Regions from separate parts of the Homo sapiens genome. Here region 2 is linked to region 1. Evidence: chromatin contacts called from ENCODE Hi-C or POLR2A ChIA-PET data. All regions are on one chromosome and are shown on one strand. Each heading gives the region's core, a stretch centred on a gene start or an enhancer-like site at or near the end of the contact. The rest is flanking DNA. Distances are from core to core; before and after follow the strand shown. Region 1 holds the start of NSD2 (nuclear receptor binding SET domain protein 2). Region 2 holds the start of NICOL1 (NELL2 interacting cell ontogeny regulator 1).

The links. Hi-C counts contacts between places; a loop is a spot of excess contacts on that map. ChIA-PET counts read pairs that join two places held with the same protein, here RNA polymerase II (POLR2A). Pooled maps may share reads with other maps.
Region 2: a loop to region 1 is called in a pooled map, with 12 times the contacts of the local background. The contact joins the promoter of NICOL1 here to the promoter of NSD2 in region 1. A Hi-C loop is called at or near these places in 3 of 50 pooled maps. POLR2A ChIA-PET finds 5 or more read pairs at or near these places in 2 of 52 experiments (HCT116 and activated B cell).

The regions. Positions count from the first base shown.
Region 1 is chr4:1,867,030-1,873,190 of GRCh38, reverse strand. It overlaps NSD2 (nuclear receptor binding SET domain protein 2), which reads right to left and starts at 1,798. Exons shown (of 22, transcript NM_001042424.3): 1 at 1,649-1,798. It also overlaps the pseudogene RN7SL671P. RefSeq lists silencers at 1,365-2,064, 2,115-2,344, 2,375-2,634 and an enhancer at 2,368-2,869.
Region 2 is chr4:2,040,123-2,046,711 of GRCh38, reverse strand. It overlaps NICOL1 (NELL2 interacting cell ontogeny regulator 1), which reads right to left and starts at 4,717. Exons shown (of 4, transcript NM_001168243.4): 1 at 4,644-4,717; 2 at 4,228-4,385; 3 at 3,888-3,976; 4 at 2,748-2,851. The coding sequence starts at 4,360. The coding sequence ends at 2,786. It overlaps LOC124900839, which reads left to right and starts at 4,798. Exons shown (of 4, transcript XM_047416543.1): 1 at 4,798-4,996. RefSeq lists silencers at 4,129-4,338, 4,479-4,538, 4,579-4,678 and an enhancer at 5,077-5,578.

The DNA of each region.
Region 1 (6,161 bases), core at 549-3,048:
TGCAGTAAGTCCTCACTCTACCAACCATCAGCCCAAAACTGAAGGTTGCTGGGTTTGGGTGGCTGAGAAAATGGAAGGAAAGAAAAGGAAATGACTCAAAGTAATCGTGCTTAAAGCATGAGTCCTCTTCATCTCCATTTGGCAGTTTAGATTTGAACCACCATCAGTTGTGGGGAATGAGAGCACACATCAAGTACACAAGGAAAGGCTGTGCTCACAGAACTTGTTTGCTTTATGTTGTTGGCGTTCTGCTCTTTAAAATATTGTTGTTCTCATCACATTTAAATACGTAACTAGGGCACTTAAAACATTTTGGGAAAATTAAAAAGTTTAAGTCCCAAGTTCATAAATGGGATGGCTCCTAAGTTATTTTCCACGTTGATATTTGAAATACACAAAATAGAGTGAATATAACCCATGCGTGATGCTGGCGTTTAACTCATTTAAAAATCAAGGCTTGAAAGTCTGTGAAGCAGGTGGGTAGCACTGAAGAGCTGCTCCTGAGCCAGGCCTGAACTTTATCCAATTAGTCTTGTCTTCACAGGGTCTGCGCGCTCTCTCTCTCTCTCTCTCTCTCTCTCTCTCTCTCTCTCTCTCTCACACACACACACACACACACACACACAAAATACACGTTATCTACCTAAAAACGATTAACGTCACCACATCAGTTTTGATACTATGTTTCCACTTGAATGTCAAAGCCCATCGTGGGCACAGAAAGATTCGTGCTGCAATGGGTCCTATACAATACCCTCATCCATTTTATTTCTACCGAAACTTAAGACCAGCATTTTTTAAACGCCGAGATTTTAAACCACGGTTCCTGTGAGTGGAGCAAAACCAGCCATTAAGTCGCCAGGTCCCATCTCATGCACTGAGGCTTCAAGGACTATCAATCTGCATCCTGGGGCGAGGGGAACATCCCAGGCGGAGGCCCGGACGCCGAGGGCGCGCAGCCCCCCAGCAGGGTACCCACACCCGGCTCACCCCCGCCTCCACCTGCCAAGGGCCGGACCGCGGCCCGGCTTCCCGGGGGAGCGTCCGCGCTGACCAACGCCCGGGCGCCGCGAGTGTCAACGCCAGACACCGCCTGCAAACAAAAAGCGACCCTCGGCCCGACCCCTGGCCCCGGCGCCGGCCCCGGGACCCCAACCTGCCCCTCCCACCGCGGCCGCCCCGGACCGGGGGCGCCGCACAAAGGCCGGCCCGACCCGCTCGGCGCCGCGGGAACAAAGGCGGCCGCCTCGGCCGGGCCGGGCACAGGTGCAGCCGCAGGGCCCGGCCGGGCCCAACATGGCCGCGCCCGCCCGCCCGGCCCCGTTAGCCGCCGCCGCCCGCAGGCCGCCGCCCCTCCCCTGCCCGGACTCGTCCCGGCCTCCGCGGTCCGCCCGGTCCTCCCGCCGGCCCTCAGGCCTCCGCGGTCCTCGCGGTCCCCACGACCCTCTCAGGCCGCCCGGCCTCCCGGTCCCCCAGCCCCTGAGCCGGCCCCTCAGGCCTCCTCAGTGCCCCCACTCCTCCCGGCGCTCCCGCCCCCTCAGGCCTCCGCGGTCCTCCCCGCCGCCCCTCAGGCCTCCCACAGCCCGGCCTCCCGGCCCCAGCCCCGGCGGTTGGCGGCCCGCGACTGTTGGGCGGGCGCCCCAGTGACCTGCGGTGCGTCGCATCCTCGGCGGGCGGCTCTCCGGAGCGGCAGGCTGGGAGGGGGCCGGGGCCGTGCGGCGGTAGGGCCCAGGCGGGGAGGGGGCGGCGGCGGCGGCGGGCGCAGCGCGGCCAGGCCGAGGCTCTCGCGCGCGGCGCCGACCCCGCCCCCGCGCCTCCCGCCCGCCGCCGCCGCCGCAGCCGGGGCCGCCGCCGCCTCGCAGAAGCCGCGGGAAAAGTGCGCGCCGCTGATTGGCTGCCGCGCTCGCGGGGCCCGCGGACCGGGCTTTTCAAATCCGCGCCGGGGCCGCGCACGGGCGGGGCGGGCAGGCACGCGGCGGGTGGGGGCCGCGCGGGCGGGCGGGGCTGGCAGCGCCGGGAGGGCCGGGCCGCGGGCCCCGCGAGCCGCCTCAGAGTAGCGCCGGGCGCGCGCCCTGCTCCCGCTACTCGGCGGCGCGCACCCGGCCCAGACCCGGCGCCCGCGGGCGCCGCGCTCAGTGACGTCACGATCCGCGCCCAATCACCGTCCGGAGCCGGCGCCCCCGAGCCGTGGGCGCGCGGCCGCGGAGGCTGGCGTTGGGCGCGCGGCCCGCCCGCGCGGGTCCCCAAGCTCCTGTCCCGTGAGAGGGGCGCGGGGCCTGGGGCCCGCGGGAGGCTGCTAGCGGCGTCCGCCTCGCGGAGCGGCAGTGCGGGGACGGGTGGGGAAACCGCCGCAGAGGCCCCGCCGTGGCGGGCCCGGAGCCTCAGAACAGACGTGGCGGAGAGGGTCAGACGCCACGACGGGGCAGGGCAGGGCGTCGTGCTCTTCCCGCCTAACGGCCGCAGGGCGTGAACGAGTCCCCCGGGCGAGGGTCCGACCCGGAGCTGGGCGCGGCTGCGGGAGGACCGCTCGCGAGGGGAGGACGCCTGGTCCAGGGGCGCTACCCCAGCGCCGCTGCGGTAGAGCCGGGCTTCAGGGGGTGGCGCGGGCGACTGCGTGCGGCACAGGGAGGAGGAGGAAGCGGCGCGGGCGAGCGGGGAAGTCAGACGCTGCAAAAAGTGGGCGGGCCGGGCGGTTGAAGCCGGTGTGATTTGCTGCCCGCCGCCCATGGAAGTTCGGCTCCTGCCTCCAGGTGCTGCCGGAGCCGGCGGCCTTGGGTTTTCTGTCACGCAGGTTCAGGGAGCCGGGAACACCTTCGGCCTTGAGCCTTAGTGTCTGCTCGAGCTTTACAGGCCCAGCTTGAGCCCTCGCTGAGAAGCGGGCCCAGGGGAGCCTGGCGAGAGTTTGGTCAAGGAGAGCTTTGTGAAAGTGCGCTACCCGGGCTATAGAACGACACCTCAGCCCAGGTCCTGCCTCCCCGGACCCACCTCCAGCCACCAAGGAGTGGCCACAGTTCACCTCCTCTTCCTCTCCCGCGCCGCCTCCGCTGCTGTCCCTTCACAGGTGCTGGGCCCCTGTATGGGTTGAGTTGTGGCCCCCCCAAAAAAACAAGGGTTGCTGCAAGACTTACTATAAGGCTACAGTAATTGAGACATTGTGGTACTGGTGGAAAAATACACAAATAGATCCATGAACAGAATAGAGAACCCGGATATAGACCACATAATGGAGTCAGCTGAGCTTGACTCTAGGAAATGGAATGGAGAAAAGACAGTCTTTTCGACAAATGGTGCTGGAACAACTGGATGTCCACATGCAAAAAAAAATCAGGCTAGACACAGACTTTACACCCTTAACAAAAATTAATTCAAAATGGAGCCAAGGCCAGTGGCTCACACCTGTGAGAAGTGTGAGCCAGCACTGTGGGAGGCCAAAGTGAAAGGATTGCTTGAGCCCAGGAGTTGGAGACCAGACTGGGCAACATAGCAAGACCTCGTCTCTATCACCAAACAAATAAATGAATTTTTAAAATTACGGCCAGTGCCAGGCATGGTGGCTCACACCTTTAATACAAGCACTTTGGAAGGCCGAGACAGGTGGATCGCCTGAGGTCAGGAGTTCGAGACCAGCCTGGCTAACATGGTGAAACCCCGTCTCTACTAAAAAAAAATACAAAAATTAGCCAGGCATAGTGACGGGCATCTGTAATCGCAACTATTCAGGAGGCTGAGGCAGGAGAATCACTTGAACCCGGGAAGTGGAGGTTGCAGTGAGCCGAGATCATGCCACTGCACTCTAGCCTGGGTGACAGAGCAAGACTGTCTCAAAAAATAAAAAATAACAAAAAGTGAATAAGCCAGGCACAGTGGCTCACACCTGTAGTTCTAGTTATTTGGAAATCCGAGGCAGGTGGATCATTTAGTTCTGGGCTATGCCAGTCAGGTGTCTGCACTAAGTTTGCCATCAGTATGGTGACTTCCCAGGAGCTGGGAACCACCAGGTTGCCTGAGGAGGGGGGAGCCAGCCCAGGTCAGAAACAGAGCAGGTCAAAACTCCCATGCTGATCAGTAGTGGGACTGCACCTGTGAATAGCCACTGCGCTTCAGCCAGGACAACATAGCAAGACCTCGTCTTAAAAAGTGGACAAAAAGGCAGTGGCTTACACCTGTAATCCCAGCATTTTGGGAGGCCAAGGCAGGAGGATCCCTTAAGGCTAGGAGTTTGAAACCAGCCTGATCAACATTGAAATCCTATCTCTACAAAAAAATAAAAAAACAGCTGGGCATGGTGGTGCATGCCTGTAGTCTCAGCTACTCAGGAGGCTGAGACAGAAGGATCTCCTGAGCCCAAGAGTTACATGAGGCTACAGCAAGCTGTGATTGCACCACTGCATTCCAATCTGGGCAACAGAATGTGACCCTGTCTATAGTAAAGTGGACAAAAGACCTCCACAGACGCCTCCCCAAAGTAGATACCCAGATGGCAAGGATGCACGTGAAAAGAAGATCCTCATTATCAGGGCGTAATCTCAACTACTCAGCAGGCTGAGGGGGGACGACTGCTTGAGCCCAGGAGTTTGAATACAGCAAGACCCCATCTCTCAAAATAAAAATAACAAGAGGTAGAGAGACCTGGGCTAGCAGTTAGTATGCTCAGCCCCCTTGTCATGGGACGCCTGGGAAGCTTCAGAGAGTCCACACCAGCAAGAAGGCTCTCATCAGACACACCTCTTGGACCTTGAACTTCCCAATCTCCATAACTGTAAGAAATAAATTCCGGCCAGGCACAGTGACTCACGCCTGTAATCCCAGCACTTTGGGAAGCTGAGATGGGGGATCCCTTGAGCTCAGGAGTTTGAGACCACCCTGGGCAACATGACAAAACTCCATCTCTATAAAAAAAAAAAAAAAAAAAAACTACAAAATCAGCTGGGTGTGGTGGTACATGCCTGTAGTCCCAGCTATTCAGGAGGCTGGGTGGGAGGATCACCTGAGCTCGGGAGGTTGAGGCTGAGTGAGCCATGACTGTGCCACTGCCACTGCACTCCAGCCTGGGCAACAGAGTGAGACCCTGTCTCAAAAATAAGTAAATAAATTCATTTTCTTTATGAATCACCCAGTTTCAGGTAGTCTGCTATAAGCAACAGAAAACTGACTAAGAAGCCAATCTGAAAGGGCTACAAACTTGTGTGATTCCAACTCCATGACATTCTGGAAAAGGCAAAACTATGGAGACAATAAAAAGATTAGCCAGGGGTTAGGGCAGGGAGGGATGAGTAGGCAGAGCACAGATGATATTTAGGACAGTGAAAATACTCTGTGTGACACTGTAACAGTGGATACAAGAACGTACAGCACCAAGAGTGAACCCAAAACCGGATTTTCAGTGATCATGACGTGACAATGTGGGTTCACTGATTACAAGAAATATACTACTCTAGTGGGGAATGCGGATGATGGGGGAGGCTGGGTGTGTGGGTGAGAAGGGGCTATATGGGACCTGGGTGCACTTTCTGCTCTATTTTGCTGTATACCTAAAACTGCTCTAAAAATTAAACTTTAGGCTGGGCGCAGTGGCTCACCCCTGTTAATCCCAGCACTTTGGGACCAAGGCGGGCGGATCACCTGAGGTCAGGAGTTCGAGACCAGCCTGGCCAACATGGTGAAACCCAGTCTCTACTAAAAATGCAAAAATTGGGCTGGGCACAGTGGTGCGTGCTTGTAATCCCAGCTACTCTGGAGGCCGAGGCAGGAGAATTGCTTGAACCCAGGAGGTGGTGGTTGCAGTGAGCCGAGATCATGCCACTGTACTCCAACTTGGGCAACAGAGCGAGACTCTGTCTGAAAAAATAAATATATAAAAATTAAACTTTATTAGTTAAGAAAAAAGATACATTGAAGTCTTAACTCCCAGTACCTCAGAATGTGGTCTCATTTGGGGATGAGGGTCTTTCCAGAAGTAATCAAGTTAAAATGTGGTCATTAGGGTGGGCCCTAATCCAATATGACTGTATCCTTATAAAAAGGGAAAATTTGGAGACAGGCACACCAAGGAGAGGCCATGTGAAGAGGAAAGCAGAGGTCAGGGCAATGCTTCCGAATGCCAACGACTGCTGGTGAGAGGATGGGACCCATTCTCCCTGGCAACCTAAGAAGGAACCAAC
Region 2 (6,589 bases), core at 3,468-5,967, 170 kb before region 1:
GCCTCCCTGCAGCTTCCACTGGGGGAGCGCGCGGCCTGCAGGGGCGCCTGGGAAGAGCAGATCTCACCCTCCTGGGCTTCACAATCCAGTGTGGGGTGGCAGGGAGGAAAGAAACAAACACCCCGGGACCCCTCAGGGACAAACGCTTAGAAGAAAATGCGGGGCTGGGTGTGTCGGCGTGCGCTGGGGACCCAGCTACAGGCTCTGGGCTCTGTGGGCTGGTACCGGCACTGTGGGCCCCACTACTCAGGAGGCCCAGTGAGGAGGATTGCTTGAGCCTGGGAGGTTGAGGCTGCAGGGAGCTGTGATGAGGCCACTGCATTCCAGCCTGGGCGACAGAGCAAGGCCCTCTCTTAAAAATAAACTATTTAAGGAGGGACACAGGGCTGCAGAGTGAGGCCGGTCCCAGGGCAAGGGATGCGTCCCTGCAGAGGGCACATGCACAGGCCCTGCGGTAGGAAGGGTGACCTGCAGATGGACTGTGGCAGCAGCCGCCTTCCAGACAAGCAGACACAGTGTCCCTCCCACACGCTTTTCTACATGGCAGCAGGGAGAAGAGGACATAGGATCCAGAGAAAGGCGGCTCTGGGCTGGAGTGCAGGTGGGCAGTGGGGATACCCAGCGGTCAGGGAGGAAGGCAGGGCCCACAGGGAACACAGGGAGAGGCCCTGGACCAAGGGGATGCCCTGACACTGGAGAAGCTACAGACATAAGGGCGGAATGCAGGGAAGATCAGGGAAATAGCAGGTCCAGGAAAAGAAAAGGTGTCCCAGAAAGAGACTGCAGTGCCAGGTCACTGCTCGGCCATGCCAGGGTTGACTCATCCCTGAGTTGCTGAGCCCCTGGCAGGAAAGCTGCGCCATGGCTCCAGGACTGAGTGTGAATGCCACTGGCCCTGCCCACGCTTGTGGCCAGGCTCCCTCCGCTCTGCTCCTCCGAGGCCTTCCCCGCTCTTCATGGACCCTGTGGTCCTCTTGCCTTGCTTGGCCTTGGTGGCATGAGACACAGCTGTGGCTGCCCGGGACGCAGCTCAGTTCTCTTCCTGCTTCACAGCTGCTCGTCACCCCTAGGGGCCCTCTTCTCTCCTCTGCCCCCAAACAGGCCACAGGGGATCCCAGACTTCTCTCTCCAGCTCCTTTTACAGGCGTACCTCCCCAGTGGCCTCCCGGACCCCCATGACCACTCCCACCCCCCACCCAAATCCCACAGGCTCTACCTGCAAACACACCCGGAATCCAGCGGCCTCTTACCCTCTGCTGCCGTGGGGCTGCTGTCCTTCTCAGTCTGCCGTCACCTCCTCACAAGCCCCGCAAGTCCCTTCCCTACCGGCAGCCAGAAGCTCCCGTTACCAAACCTTGTCCTTGCCCCAGCCCCGCAAGGCCTAGGGGGAGGCCTCTCCACCCAGTGTCCCACAGCCAAGCCTGGCTCCTGCCCCCACTGAATCCCAGAGGGCACCTCCCCAGGGCGTGTGTGACGAGTGTGCCCCAGACCCCATCTTTTATAGTAATGGAGACCTCACCCTGTGCCAGGGCACACAGCTGCCCATAACACAGGACACTGAGTTATATTTGAATTTTGGATAAACAATATTTAGTGTGAGGAATCCCTAACACTGCAGGGATAAACAGGAATCTGGCTGTTCCTGGACTTGATTGCCTAAATCTGTCAATATAAGCCTAGAAATAGGGCTATGTTCCTGGCCTCCCTTGCAGCTAGAAAGGCGTGAGGAAGGCTGACCAATGGGACATGAGCACCACCCAGGCCATGCCCCCAAAGACATGGCCCAGCCTCCCAGCCTCTGAGCAGGTGCTGGTGGCCGGCACTGGTTCCTGCCCCACACCCCACCCTGCCTGGGCCTGCAGTGACCTCAGGCCCCTGCTCTCCCTGGCCTGCATTAGAGGGCGCAGACATCCTCCCGGCTGGACACCTGACTCAGTCTCTCCACGTGTGCCAGCTCCAAGGGAGGACTCTGTTCACTGTGGATACCAGGCACGTCCAGCTCCACCCGCCCGAGGCAGGGCAGGGCTTGGGGCCCCAGGGCCAGGGAACCAAAGCCCCAGAGGCCAAGTCCCACCTAGGGCACCTGGCAGTCACCTCCAGCCTGCTGTTCACCTGGATTTGTTCCTAACCATGTTCCTGCATTACTTTGATAAAAGGCTCTAATTTTACTGAAAAAGCATTTACAGAATGAATGAAAAGAGGGAGGTGCCCGCTTCAGCTGGAGGTCACCTGGGTGCTGTGTGCACAGGTGTGTGGATGGCAGTACGGCCTCATCAAGTTCCCATCCAGAGCTCCCCAGTGACCAGGGTCCAGGCTCAGGGCTGCAGGTGGGAGCTGGCAGGGGAGATGATGCTGTGTGGGGTGGCCCTGCCCTCTCTCCCCGGGACCCTCTGTCTCCCACAGTCTCAGGCAGCTGGTCCACCAGTTCAGTGGTGCAGGAGCCTGGAGGGGCTCAGCCCTGGGGCAGCTGCTCTGGGGGCTCAGGGGGGTCAGGCCGATTTCTACACTTCCCCAGCCTCAAAACAAGGGGAGGCAGGCAGGGGAGCAGGTACGAGGAAGCACAGGTCACTGAGGTCGGACGTGTGTGTCCACCTCTCCGCACGGGCACTGGTATGGGACAGCAGCCAAGAGGGCTCGCCCAGCTGGAACAGCTGGGGAAACCCAAGCCCAGAGAGGGGCCCAACCCAGGACTGCCGGGGGCGACGCAGGGGCTCTGGTGGCCAGAACAGAGAGACAGGACACAGGCGTGCCACTGGGCATTTATTCACACGGAGCAGCGTGGTCCTCAGTGCCCCGCTGGCCAGCAGGCACACAGGGCACGGCGCTCTGCCTGCAGCAGTAGGGTCTCCGTCTGCAAAGCAACAAGAGGGGTGAGGGTGCAGCCCAGCTGCCCACTGGCATTCCCCTGGGCCTCCACCCACCCAAGGCAGCCCTATCTCCACCGGCTCCTGAGACAGACAAGGTCAGGCCCTGGCTCTAACCCCCACACCCAGAGCCTCCCACTCATCTCTTTCCTCTGCAGTGGCTCCCACTGGTGGGGCCTGCCTGGGGTCTGCTGGTGCCCACGCCATGCCAGCGTGCCCACCTGCCTTCTTCCAGCTCCCACACCACCCGCAGGGGTCCACTGTCCCCCACTCCCTGCCACCCTCATGCCTAAGGATAGGTGGGGGCTGCTCCTCCCAAGAGCTCAGTTCCAGGCTCTGTGAGTGGGGAGAGGGCTCCAGGTCTTAGTCGGAGCCCTCTGGAGTGTTCCCAAGAAGGACACTAGGGCTGGTGGGGGGTGGGACCAGGCAGGGTCTTCCCTGCTTTCTCCTTCCTAGAATTCTCCCTTTCCAGGAAGAAGCTTGAGCCCCGGCACAAACAAAAACTCCTTGGCTGCACCCCATGGCGTGGGGGCTCCCTGTTCATCCAGGCTTGGAGGGGCCTTAACCAACCTGTGCATCCACCCAGGATCCAGACCACCCTGCCCAGCCTGACCCCCCATTCCTGACACTTTCGCCACATCCTCCGGCCTCAGTTTCTCCTCTGCCCTGGGGCCTTGCCGCCCACCTAGGGGATCCTGGATTGGGCTGACAGTCCTTCCCCAGGGTCCAGATCTGTCACAGCCCTCAGGAGTGGCGGTCATAGGACAAAGTGCCCAGTGAGAGCCTTCTGGGGGAGGGGCTAGAAATAGAGTATGCTGGAGAGAGGGGCGTCTCATAGGTGAGACAGGTGCCCAGAATGCCCCTTGGATGACTGGAGCCAGAGGAAGGGGGCAAGGTGCGGCATCTTAAATCGGGGTGAAGGATGAGGGACACTCCACTCCCGCAGGGGGCCTCTTCCTCATCCTCCCTGCCCTCCCCACCCCCTGGGAAGCCCGGGAGGACCGTCGCGCCGCGGGCGCTCACCCGCGCGTCCAGGCTGCAGGCTGTCTTCCGCAGGTCCTGCAGGGCGCGCTGCATGAACTCGAAGGCGTGGCAGTCCACGCATGGGCGGCCTGCGGGGGGCGCGGGTCAGGGTGGAGGGGGCGCAGGGGGGGTCACCCGCAAGGCCCCCACGCACTCTGGGCCCGTCCACCCAGTGCCAAAGAGCGCACGTCCCCACTCCCCAAGCCACCATCTCCCGCGAAGGGGAGGACCCGCTCCCGGGAACAAAGGCGAGGCGCGGTCCTCCCCGCAGAGCCCCGGCCCCGCACGCCCCTGTCGCCAGCCCCGCCCCGCTCCCCGGAACCCGGCCCCCGGCACCTACTCTGCGCGGGGACGGCACTCCCGGCGGGCTCGGCGCGGGCCCGGGCGCCCAGCAGCGCCAGACTCAGCAGCAGCAGCAGCAGCGGCGGCGGCGGCGGTGACATCGGGGACCGGCACGCGGGCGGGGGGGCCATGGCCAGCAGAGGGAGCGGGGCCGCCCTGAAGCCAGCGAGGGGTCAGCGGCGCCCGCCCCGCCCGCCCCGGGCCGGTGAGCCCCCGTCCCCTCCCGCGGGCCCCACGACCCTTGTCCAAGCCCCAGGCCTGGGAGCCCTGGACCCACCCACCCCGGGCCCGGGAGCCCCCTCCCCACCTCCGGTTCCCCGACTCCAGTCCGCCGGTCTCCGGGCCCAGCGAGCCTCTAGTCCGCGCCCCGTATCTAGAAAACGCCCATTCGGACGCCCGCACCACCGCCCTTACCGCGGTTCAGGGACCCCGGGACCAGCAGCGCGGGGACACCGGCAGACGTTCCGCGTCCGGCGCGCAACGCGCATGCGCTCCGACCCGACCCCGCCCGGGTTCCCCATCCGACGTCGTCGTCATGGAAACCCGAGACTGCGCTGGCCGCGGGTTTAGAGGAACCTAGGACGCTCCAGGAATCGGGTGTGCCTGGCCCTGGCCGGGGGCTGCCCCCGGGAGCAGCGTCCAGGCCCATGGCGGATGCAGTCTAGAGGACTGCCTGGAGGAGGCGGCGCCGGGGCGAGACCTCCAGAGCGCAAGGCCGGCGGGAGAAAAGCTGAGGAAGTGGGAAATCTGTGGCTGGAGCTCAGCAGGTCAGGAGCGATCCTGAGGGAGCTGCTCGATGCTCGCGAGGCGCGGGGAGCTGCGCATGCAAACGCTTGGCCTCCGACCGCGGGCGAGTGGGGTCCAGTGTGGGGTCGCACCGCCCGGAGAGAGCTGGTCTGGGGGATCGGCTCGGGGGATCCGCCCTCGCCCGGCTTTTCCCTGGCCCAGCCTCTCCCCGATCCTCGGGCGTCAGGGTGGGCACCAGCCTGCTCGGTCCCTCCCGGCTACCCACCCCCAACCCAGGGTCCTCCTCTCCGCCTCTCGGTGTCCTCGGAGACCGGAGAACCGCTTGCGCGGAGCCCCGACCACAGGTCCTCGGCCTCTCTGTGCCGATTTCAGTCCCGTGAACTCAGGGCTGTTGGCCTTAAAGAGCGCCGTGCAGCCAGTGGCCCCCGGGGGCGCCCGGCAAGTGCGAATCTGGGCCCCGGACGCCCTGGGAGGGATGGTCCCAGCCGTCGGAGCCAGGCCCCCACGCCGACACCGACACAGGCGGTGGCCTCCTCAGAAGGCGCCCCAGGCGCACGTGGGTGCTGGCGCCCCCGCTCCCCCCCCACCCCACCCAGCAGCCCGCGCTGTGGCCGGGAGCTCAGGGACTAACCACACCTCCCGCCAGACCCTCTTCTTGGTGGGCGGAGCCGCACCCCTACCTGGAGGCCGCCCCGCTCGCCGTGCAGGACCCGGAGCCTCGGGCGCCCCCCTCCCCAGCCTAGCCGACCTCTACCCCCAACCCCCGGGGTTCTGGCCGGTGGTCTTCCCGGCACAAGCTGGGACTGCGGACGCACCTGCTTCTCGCGTGGTCAGAGCCGCCCCTGCCCCGGCCGGACGCGGGTGTCCTGACCCTAAGAGTGGGTGGGAGGGTGGGTTGGGGAAGCGTGCCCGTGACTGCCGCTGCCTCCTCCGGGTTGGGCCGACGCCGGGCTTCGGGGACCCGGTCGCACCTCGGGGGTGTGCTGCATCCTCAGCGCGCTGAAACGCACGCGGGGCCCGAGGGGCCGGGTGGGGGCTGCGGGCCGCTGTCCCAGGCGCCTGGGGAGGCAGCGGCCCTCCCGAGTGTCGGGCTAGTGCGCACTTCCGCGCTCTTCTCCACTCGGAGCCAAGAGCCCGGGAGCAGGCCGTCGCGGTCCCCCAGTGGGGCGGGAGCCGTAGAGGGGTAGCCCCGCGCTGTTGCCGGGGCCGCGGAGCCCTGGGGGGGACGTGCCTCCGGGGACGCGCCGGGCCGCAGGCGTCCTTCTCCCCTTCGGTCCCACGCTGCGCCCGCTCGCGACCTGCTCCTATCACCCCTGCCCCTAGCGCCCACGGACAGTCGCGCCCACGGACAATCTAATCCCAGCACTTTGGGAGGCCAAGGCCGGTGGATCACCTGGGGTCAGGAGTTCAAGACCAGCCTGGCCAACATGGCGAAACCCCGTGTCTACTAAAAATACAAAAATTAGCCGGGTATGGTGGCACGCGCCTGTAATCCCAGCTACTGGGGAGGCTGAGGCAGGAGAATCATTTGAACCCAGGAGGCAGAGGTTGCAGTGAGCTGAGATCACACCACTGCACTCCAGCCTGGGCCACAGAGTGAGACTCCATCTCAA